Linked DNA regions of Homo sapiens: regions 1 and 3 are each linked to region 2. Evidence: chromatin contacts called from ENCODE Hi-C or POLR2A ChIA-PET data. All regions are on one chromosome and are shown on one strand. The core of a region is the stretch at or near the end of the contact, and the rest is flanking DNA. Distances in the headings are between cores, read along the strand shown. Region 1 overlaps MECOM (MDS1 and EVI1 complex locus). Region 2 overlaps MECOM (MDS1 and EVI1 complex locus). Region 3 overlaps MECOM (MDS1 and EVI1 complex locus).

Region 1 (2,875 bases), core at 45-2,544, 100 kb before region 2:
AAAATTCTCTCTTTTCAGTTCGTGTTAATTAATATTCAATGCAATAAGTACACATATGTTTAATACTATTATCATCAAGGAAGGGCAGAGGGTTCAAGTCATTGTAAAGGACAATGTGGGTATATTTTATCTCCTTCTAATTAGCAAAATTAGATGAGCTTCTGGAAGATTATTTGAAAGCAAAGGTTTGCCAAGCCTACTTTCAATAAACAGCTTTATGCTCCCAATAGCCTAGGACTCAACTCTTAGATGACAAAAATAAATCTTTTGGTACATCCATCATGGTTAAAGTAAGCCAATTCCAAGGTCAACTATAGGGTCAGATGCAAAAGGCTTGCCAAATAGCCACATATGCAAAATCATAGACATCAGCTCATCTGAAACAAATGCTCTACCTTGCAAAACAAAAATTATTTAGTTGTTTGCATTTATGGTCATGTATATTACCATGAATTTATGGTAATGTACATATGGTAGTATAGGTTGATTTGGGAACATAATGAAAATTATGTATCTTTTAGCCAAATGGATGATATTTTCTTACAGAAGTTAAAAAATAAAAATTAAAAATTAGCTGGCTGGGCACGGTGGCTCACGCCTGTAATCCCAACACTTTGGGAGGCCAAGGTGGGCAGATCACAAGGTGAGGAGTTCGAGACCAGCCTGGCCAACATAGAGAAACCCCGTCTGTACTAAAAATACAAAAATTAGCCGGGTATGGTGGCACATGCCTGTAGTCTCAGTCACTCGGGAGGCTGAGGCGGGAGAATTGCTTGAAGCCAGGAGGCAGAGGTTGCAGTGAGCCAAGACCACACCATTGCACTCCAGCAATGGTGACGCAGAGTGAGACTGTGTCTCAAAAAAAAAAAAAAAAAAGAAAAAAAAGCATAAAAACATTGACCTGTCTTTTTGCCAAGATCTAGGTCAGAGAGTAAACTGCATATATCTTTGGCAATGTATATAATTCGATAGACATTACATACACACTCTATCATTACTGAGGCAGTTCCTCTTTCAAAAGGATGTCTTTGTTAAATAAATGTGTCCTCATAACTGCCTTTGAGAAGGAGACATATGCTGATCCTATAACACTCCACACCTTCTTTGAAGCCCTTAAATACTTCACTTCAAAAGCATGTCCTATTTTAATTATATCATACTGGTACATGAGAGATAAGGTGATTTCTCTACTTCCTGAATCAAAAGGAACAGCAGGATTAGACAGAAACAGCACATCGACTATCATTTTAGCTGTCTCAAGATTACAACATTTGAGCATTTTGTTTCCATGCTACACCCTCCTTTCAGTGTCTATGAGGAAGTTTCTGCACTTTGTTTGACCCGACTGAACTTTGTCACACTGGCTTCTCACCACCCCTGATGAAGCAAGCCACTAAATCTTACCAACTATCTCTTTGTTGTCTCTTGTATGTTCCCAGCCCCTCCTTCCAATCTTACCAAGCCAGTTAAGTTGCACTTTTCACCTTCTCCGTTGACATAAAATGAAGTAACTGCATTTATTTGGATATTGACTGCACATTTTGTCAACATCTCAGATTTTATAAGTCAACTAGATCGTGTTTCAAGGCAAAGTCCTAAAATTTCATAGCTCATCTCTATTTGCTTGCTCAGTGCAAAGTAACGAAATGAAAAACCCAGAACTCCAGAGAAAGTTTGTTTAGTCTTGTCATCATATAACTGAACTAAATTATTCTGCACCATGTGAGTGTTTTAAAACATTCTATTATGGAAAAGGAAGCTATTAGTTTGTTAAAATATACTTAAATTTGATAGGCATTTAACCAATGTCTATGAATGTATAGTGTGCAGGAACAAAAATTATTGGATCACTGAATGCAATATGAATTAAATGTTGTAGAAAAAGCTGATGCAGCTTTTTCTACTAGTGTCTAGTAGCTTTTTTTCAGTAATGTCCACCTACTAAATGAAAATGTTAGGACTACAGGGCCTCGCTCCCAACTTCAGTTGTATGGGAAAACAAGGTCAACCTCCTGTTCGCTTATAAGATAGAGAATTGTTGTACTTGACACCTGGAGACATGATTGTCAGAGCTTCTAAAATATTTCATGGAATACATTATCTAACCATGTTAATATAAAACACGAGACTTGAGGCTATTTACATCTGAGTACCTGACTTTAGAAGAAGATCCTTTACTGTTCAAAATACTGTACGGAACCTACTGGTAGATATTGTTAGCTCCTTACCTAGTATCCTGAGTTTTACACAGAATCCTCTCTGGTGATGCTACCCATTCCGAAGTAAAGAAATGTTATTTAACATCAATATAGAAACATACTGATGAATATGCACATAGATTATCTTTGAAAACAAACACATTTCTCTTTTTTAGCCTTGGGAAACATTAACTTTTTTTAAAATTAGAGATTCATCTTATTACACTTGATTTGTGAAAAAAAATTAATTACAATGCTACATTCTAATGATTCAAAAAATAATTGAAGTCAGTCTATCAGGTGGCCCAGAAATTATGCTATAAGCTTTAAGCTATATTCAATTGCTGAGTTAGATCAAGATTAGAATTTTCCTATAATGCTTCTATTTCGGAAGCTGTTTTGTCCATTAACCAAAGAAGAAGTCTCAAAATGCTTGGGACATTGTTACCTTCAAAACTATGTGGGGAGTGTGGGCAAGCAAGTGCCTGTTTGTCTGTGTGCAAAAGTGAACCATTGAGCATCCTTTTCTAAGGCACTAAGACGTGCCCTTAATTCTTAATTCTGGAGAGCTGTTGGAATCCCACTGAATGAAGCCATCTAACTCGCTCTGTCCAGTTTATATTGCCTCCTGAGCCAGTTCTTGTTCATAGTAAAGTTGAATTTTATAACCTACCCTG
Region 2 (3,028 bases), core at 420-2,919:
CTCATACATGTCCAGTAGCTAGATGTAGTAACAGGTTTAATGGGTTTAACATGAAAAGATTTTAGTTCCAGGCCCTTCCACACTTAATAGTTGCATACCTTATACTGTGTCACTAATCCCTCTTAGTCTCCATGTCATTATTGGCCAAATAGAGTCAATGATATTACCACTTCTCTACGTCAGTGTATTGTTGTGAAGATCAAATAAGATATTGTGCATAAAAAATCCTCAACAACAAAGCAAGAGGAATGGCATAAATGCAGAATCAGGTAGTCTCTGTGTTGCAGAGTCCCACTGTCTCTCCTACAGCTGAAAGTTCAAAGATATAGCTTGACTTGTACTTTGCAGAAGGGCACTTAACTCTAAAAGAAGAAAATAAACTTTGAAAAATGATTAAGAATGGCGTGAGTTTAGAGAAGTTAGAAGTAGAATGTTCATTGATGCCTTCCCTGGTAAGATTCTACTTTGAACAGTAAGTCTATTCCATTCATAGAACTAGCTAAAGGTAATTTGTTTTTCAATAAATCCTCATTTCCAATATTCTGGATGGCCTCTGGCAGAAAATGTTATATAGCTATAAAATGCAATCTTTCATCAGGGCCATTTTAAGACTTTTGCCTGTCCTAGCTACTTAATTTTGGAAGCTGCATCCTATGTTATATCAAAAATTAAAATGTAACCACACTCTATATTTAACATAATTAAAACACAACTCTAGATGATTTGAATTATACTGGACTGGATGACATAGTACTACATTAATAAACATTTATTAATTGTGATTTTATCATTTTCATTCATATTTTTAAGCCAGTAATTTTTTTCAAGTAATTTTTTAGGCCCTTGGAAAACTAATAGCTCTCAGGTTCTAGGCTTACAGTGGTAACAGATAAAACAATTCCTGTATTTCATAATTGTCTAATTAGTTACTTTGTATAATTGCACTGGATTTTGAATAAGGAGAAAAAGGCCTCCCGCACTATTTCCTAGTAATCTGTGTCCACAAGTCTATTTTCCCTACCTGCTATGTTTGCCTAAGACTGGTCATTTGTTACCTGCTAGTTCCAATTGATTTCCTTTGCCTTTGCCTCCTTTAGCCATGAGTGCAAAGAACAGACCATACGATTTATACCAGCCATCTAGTACCAATCATTAGATAACAAGACCCTTTACTGAAAGCATTTAGAGTAAAACAATACTTTAGGTTTACCTTTGCTTTCATTTCCTTCTTTATTACACTAGGTTCAAAGTGAGGCCAAAAATGGTATCACAAGGCCTATTTAGACATCCAAGCAAAGAATGCCAAGTCATTCTAAATAAATCCCCCAGCTGCAGTAGAATTTTACACATTTTCAAGTGCAAGTTTCTAATAACATTTTTGGGCTTGTTTTTCCCCTTGTCTGTTTCAGTCACTGTCTTTATATATAAGGGGAAATGAGTCATATTAAATTATGCTCCAGCAAATGTCCTATAAAGACATATCTAAGCCATCCTGTTTGCTAATAAAAAGATAAGATTTGTCCTCTGAAAGAAGCAAGGTTGAACTATGCCAAAGAGCTTACAGCCAGAGTTAGACAAACCCAAAGTCATTAGCTGGTGGGGAAATCTGAACTTGTGGCCTTTCTTCAAGTGGGAGGAGTAGGAAGGGAGTAGCAGGGACCTGTCAGCCTTGGAAACTCAAGCTTGTGGCGAGAGGCTGGGAACTTCCTGTGGTTACTAAGAGGCTGCGATACCTTGCATAGATGTCCTGATAATTGTTTTCTAAAGTTGGCACTGCCTACTGGCTTACCGTTGCTAGTAGAACATTATCAAAACCGGGGTCTTCCAGAATTATAGGTCTCTAAGACCTACATAGAAGAAATAAAGGTCCCTTGACCTGTTGCCAAATGGTACCACAAGAAAAAAAAGCCCTTATTTCAAACTTTGAGCTCAAGTTAACTTCCCTACTTTGTAATTCCCTGATGGATTCCCTGATTTACTCACCTGATTAGATTCAAAGTCGCACAGACTAATTTCAATATTTTCCATGGTAAATACAATTAGGTAGACTGGTCTGCCACAAATCCTAAAGCCAAATACACACGGTTGTGAGATTTTTAGATTCTCCTGTTTGGGGTTCTCAATTCAGTAGCATGAATTAGTACTTACATATAGAAATGGCTAAGAGCATCCAGCATACCAGGTAAATGAGGTGTAAGGCAACACGAGATGGCACAGACCAAGGGGTTAGGAGAGGCCATGCTCCATCTAAAGGAGGGAGCTGCTATCAGGTATGGCTGAGTGTTGCCATGGAGAAAACTGGTTTGATATGGCCACATAATCTGATACTTCAAGATAAATCAGAAATTTGGATTTTGGGGTGAGGTTTTTCACCTTTTTTTTTTTCACATTGTGTTAGCCAAACTACATGTGTCTACAAACTGACTGTAGGCCAGAGAGACAACAGTTCGAGACCTAGTATGAATCTTGTTTAATTCTCTCCCTTTGTCATGAAGAAAAGTGATAGTTCCACTGTCATTTTTGTGATAGTACTACTGTCTTTTTTTTTTTTAGACAGAGTCTTGCTCTGTCACCCAGGCTGGAGTGCAGTGGCACTATCTTGGCTCGCCACAACCTCTGCCTCCCAGGTTCAGGTGATTCTCCTGCCTCAGCCTCCTGAGTAGCTGGGATTACAGGGGTGCACCATCACACTCGGCTACTTTTGTATTTTTGGTAGAGACAGGGTTTCACCATGTTGGCCAGGCTGGTCTCGAACTCCTGACCCCAGATGATCCACTGGCCTCAGCCTCTCAAAGTGCTGGGATTATAGGCGTGAGCCACTGTGCCGGGCTGTCATTTTTTTCTTCTCATTATTTAGCCTTAGCTGATCTCAAAGACTTATGAAACAGTAAAGCAGATGTCAATGTCTCCCTCTCTAACACACAAACAGACATATACTTTCTTCATTAAAAATTACAGAAAACATTTAAAATATGAAGGTTCATCATGTGGATAAATTATTTCAACCTCATAGAACACAAAAAGCCCT
Region 3 (3,053 bases), core at 152-2,651, 82 kb before region 2:
TATGCATTTGTCAATGTTCCCTGAGAAAGCAGTGGTAGTGTATGTGAGAGTGGAGAAAGATGGGAATATTGCAGATTCTGTCTGTGTGTGCACACATGTGCATAAGGACCAGATGAGGTGAATGCCCTTAGAAAAATTAGTATGTTTTTATTCACTGAAGTAAAAAGAGGCTGTTTCTGGGTGTGGAGTGTGAAAAACAATCTTACTACTTTATAGTCACACCTCATAACATAATCCTGTAACACCTACTGACCCAGGATCTCCAAGAAAGGGATAGTGTTAATTCTATTGCACTTATGGGAAATTTGGGGAATATGTAGCCAAGATCCACCAGCCCTGAGGTCCTGACTCATAGCCTTAACTATGAGATTTCCCTCCTGATTTGAGGATGAGTAGAATATACTCACACCTTTTCATGGGATTCTACCTCGTTCTTCTTCAGGAACTACAAAGCAATCCTTTAAAGATGAGTGGTATTAACACTGTAATTACTATTATTATTTATTTCATAAGAGAAGTAAACATTTTATATGTAGACTTCCTTGCCAGACAGCTAATGTAAAAATGAATATTTCAATTCTGAGTCAAAGAAAAGATTAATAACTTCTACACATTTATTGCCATAGACCTTTTATTTGCAATCATTTCAAAAAACAGACTGTCTTTAAAACATTTTAGTCAAATAATTATGAAGAACAGAACAAATGCCTTAGAATGACTGCATCTTCAGCAGCATGATACATTACTATTTCGGTCTACCTCCCCCTGCCCTCATGTCATATTTGGGTACTTTTATTTTTCAAATATTGAGTTGTTTTACTGCCTGCACAGTTAAGGCTATGATTGGTTGTTAACCACTTCTCTAAATACTTCAGGAGACTGAGAACCAGAGTGGAACTGCATTTTTTTACATCAATATAAAGTCATGTTCACCCCCATTCCCCTCCCTCTCATCCTCCCCTTTCCCCCCTCCCCCAGTGTTTTTCTCCCTCACTTCTTAGACGCATTTGGTAACAATCAGGCTTTTATTTTAAGGAGCCCTAAGATAAGGTATCTGTGAGCTCCACACTTGGAGTAATTGATCACATTTGTTTCCTGTTCGTAGGTTAGACCCCTCCTTCTTGCTCTTTTTCTTTTTTTTAAACTTGGCATGTTTCTCATTACCCTCTGCCTTGTTAGCCTAGTAGAAATTTTCTACTGTGGAGAGTGAAAACAGGACGATACTATTACAAACCTCGTCTAGTCGGTGACAGCAGCCCCTCTCTTTCTCCAGGAACATTGGGCCACTTCACGCTCTAGTGGGGGGCCCTCCTATGGATACAGGTATGCATGCCTGTAACTGAAGGAGGTTCTGTGGCATTTGCTTGGTGTTCACATGTTTAATTTTCACAGAACTGTGCTGATTCATACCGAGACTGTTCTCCAGGATGACAACATTGTTATCATATGACTCAAATTGCCCCACCTCATTTCATTTGGGAATGTTAGCTCAGGTTCAATAACCATCAGCTGCCAATTCTGTAAAAGAAGACCTGTATATTTCCCGTCTATGCTTTCTAGATAAATTGTAATCGGCAGCATTTTACTAGCCCTGTCAGGTGGGGCTTAATTGCAGATATTGTCTAAGGAAAGAAAAATGCAGAAGAATGAACGATCTTTTCTTCTTTGAGTCTCTGTGGGCCAATGAATATGAGACAGGGACTCAGTCATTTTCCTATCAAGGCTTCAATCACAACAATCCAAGTTAAAAACTCCAGTAACTCAATGTAAAATGAAATGCAAGCCCTGCCATTATTTTCCTGTTTGGGGCTGAGAGAGATACCAAAATAAATTGTTTATAATGGCTACAATTCAATTAATATATCTACTTATAATATCAATATTTATTTATAAAAATATGATAGAGTCTAATGAAGTGATATGCAGTTTATGCAAGAATCTTAACAAATAATCCTTTACCTGAGTGGTATTCCTTCAACATTCAAAGTTTCAAGACTATCTGAACAATTCCCTATTTTGTTTATTTGGTTGTTAGTTGGTTTTGTGCTTGTTATTCTCTTACACTTCACATGTCAACACCTTTACATAAGCAGCCAACAAAAGCAGCATATTTTAACAGAACTAAAAATAAATTAAAATTCAGGAAGAGACTTGGAACCTGGTCTAAGCTCTACCCCCAAAGTAGTTGGGTGACCTTGAGCAAGTAACTGACCCTTCTTGACCTTCAGTGTCCTCATTTATAAAATGAGTAGGCTGGGCCAGATGGCTCCACAGTGGCTTTCAGTGCTTCCTTCTCTGTCATAACTAACATTGAGCTGAATCACACTGTAAAAGATTGAGTCTTCGAGATTTTCCAAGGCTATGTAGAATACAATAGCCAGTAGCCACATGCAGCTACTAAGTGCTTGAAATGTGGCTAGTCCAAATTATGAGGTGTTATAAGTGTGAAATACATACCAGATTTCAAAGATTTTAGTACAAAATAGGTACAGTATTTCAGTCATTTAGTTTTTGCATTTAGAAATTACAATATTTTGGATCCTCTGGTTAGATATATTATTTAAATTATACCTTTTTTTTACTTTTTATAAATGCAGCTGTTACAACATTTTCAATTACTTATGTGACTCATGTTATATCTCTATCGGATGGTAAAGTAATAACAGGTCTATGGCTGTGTATTTACCACAGAGAGAATTAAAGTGGAAAGACTCTGAAATATTTTATTTACTGGGGGTCTTTCATAATAAAACAAAAATCTCTTGTTTTCTGGATAAAAATATCCAGGTCAAAGCCATCTCTGAAGCACCCATGCTACTCAATAAAGAACACTAAATGTTAAAAAGTGTTGTTTCATAAAATTATAGTACTAGTAACCCACATATAACCTAAAGAGCTTAAAAATTGCCCCAAATCTCATAATTTTCTCATCTAACTAATCCGATTTACATTCCTGAACACCAGAATTATTCATTCATTATATTCTTTACAATGTTTATATTTTAAAAATTTAGAAAAACACATTAATGAAAAGATTTTTTTATATAAATTAT

What was found. A loop is a pair of places that touch in the nucleus more often than their neighbours do. ChIA-PET counts read pairs that join two places held with the same protein, here RNA polymerase II (POLR2A).
Region 1: a map of PC-3 shows a loop between it and region 2 (5-fold over the local background). The contact joins two enhancer-like sites. A Hi-C loop is called at or near these places in 1 of 168 maps with a recorded cell type or tissue (PC-3). POLR2A ChIA-PET finds 5 or more read pairs at or near these places in 1 of 52 experiments (AG04450).
Region 3: a map of PC-3 shows a loop between it and region 2 (2.4-fold over the local background). The contact joins two enhancer-like sites. A Hi-C loop is called at or near these places in 2 of 168 maps with a recorded cell type or tissue (PC-3 and PC-9). POLR2A ChIA-PET finds 5 or more read pairs at or near these places in 1 of 52 experiments (endothelial cell of umbilical vein).

Annotation. Positions count from the first base shown.
Region 1 is chr3:169,326,782-169,329,656 of GRCh38, forward strand. All of the region lies in intron 2 of MECOM (MDS1 and EVI1 complex locus), which reads right to left. Among named protein-coding and RNA genes, the nearest start is that of MECOM-AS1, 120 kb to the right of the region's middle. Within about 2 kb of position 1,295, at least 5 of the 41 ENCODE cell types and tissues checked have a DNase peak (open chromatin) inside an H3K27ac peak, as active enhancers do; they include PC-3, where a contact is called at or near this core.
Region 2 is chr3:169,429,627-169,432,654 of GRCh38, forward strand. All of the region lies in intron 1 of MECOM (MDS1 and EVI1 complex locus), which reads right to left. Among named protein-coding and RNA genes, the nearest start is that of MECOM-AS1, 17 kb to the right of the region's middle. Within about 2 kb of position 1,670, at least 6 of the 41 ENCODE cell types and tissues checked have a DNase peak (open chromatin) inside an H3K27ac peak, as active enhancers do; they include PC-3, PC-9 and endothelial cell of umbilical vein, where a contact is called at or near this core.
Region 3 is chr3:169,348,115-169,351,167 of GRCh38, forward strand. All of the region lies in intron 2 of MECOM (MDS1 and EVI1 complex locus), which reads right to left. Among named protein-coding and RNA genes, the nearest start is that of MECOM-AS1, 98 kb to the right of the region's middle. Within about 2 kb of position 1,402, at least 4 of the 41 ENCODE cell types and tissues checked have a DNase peak (open chromatin) inside an H3K27ac peak, as active enhancers do; they include PC-3, PC-9 and endothelial cell of umbilical vein, where a contact is called at or near this core.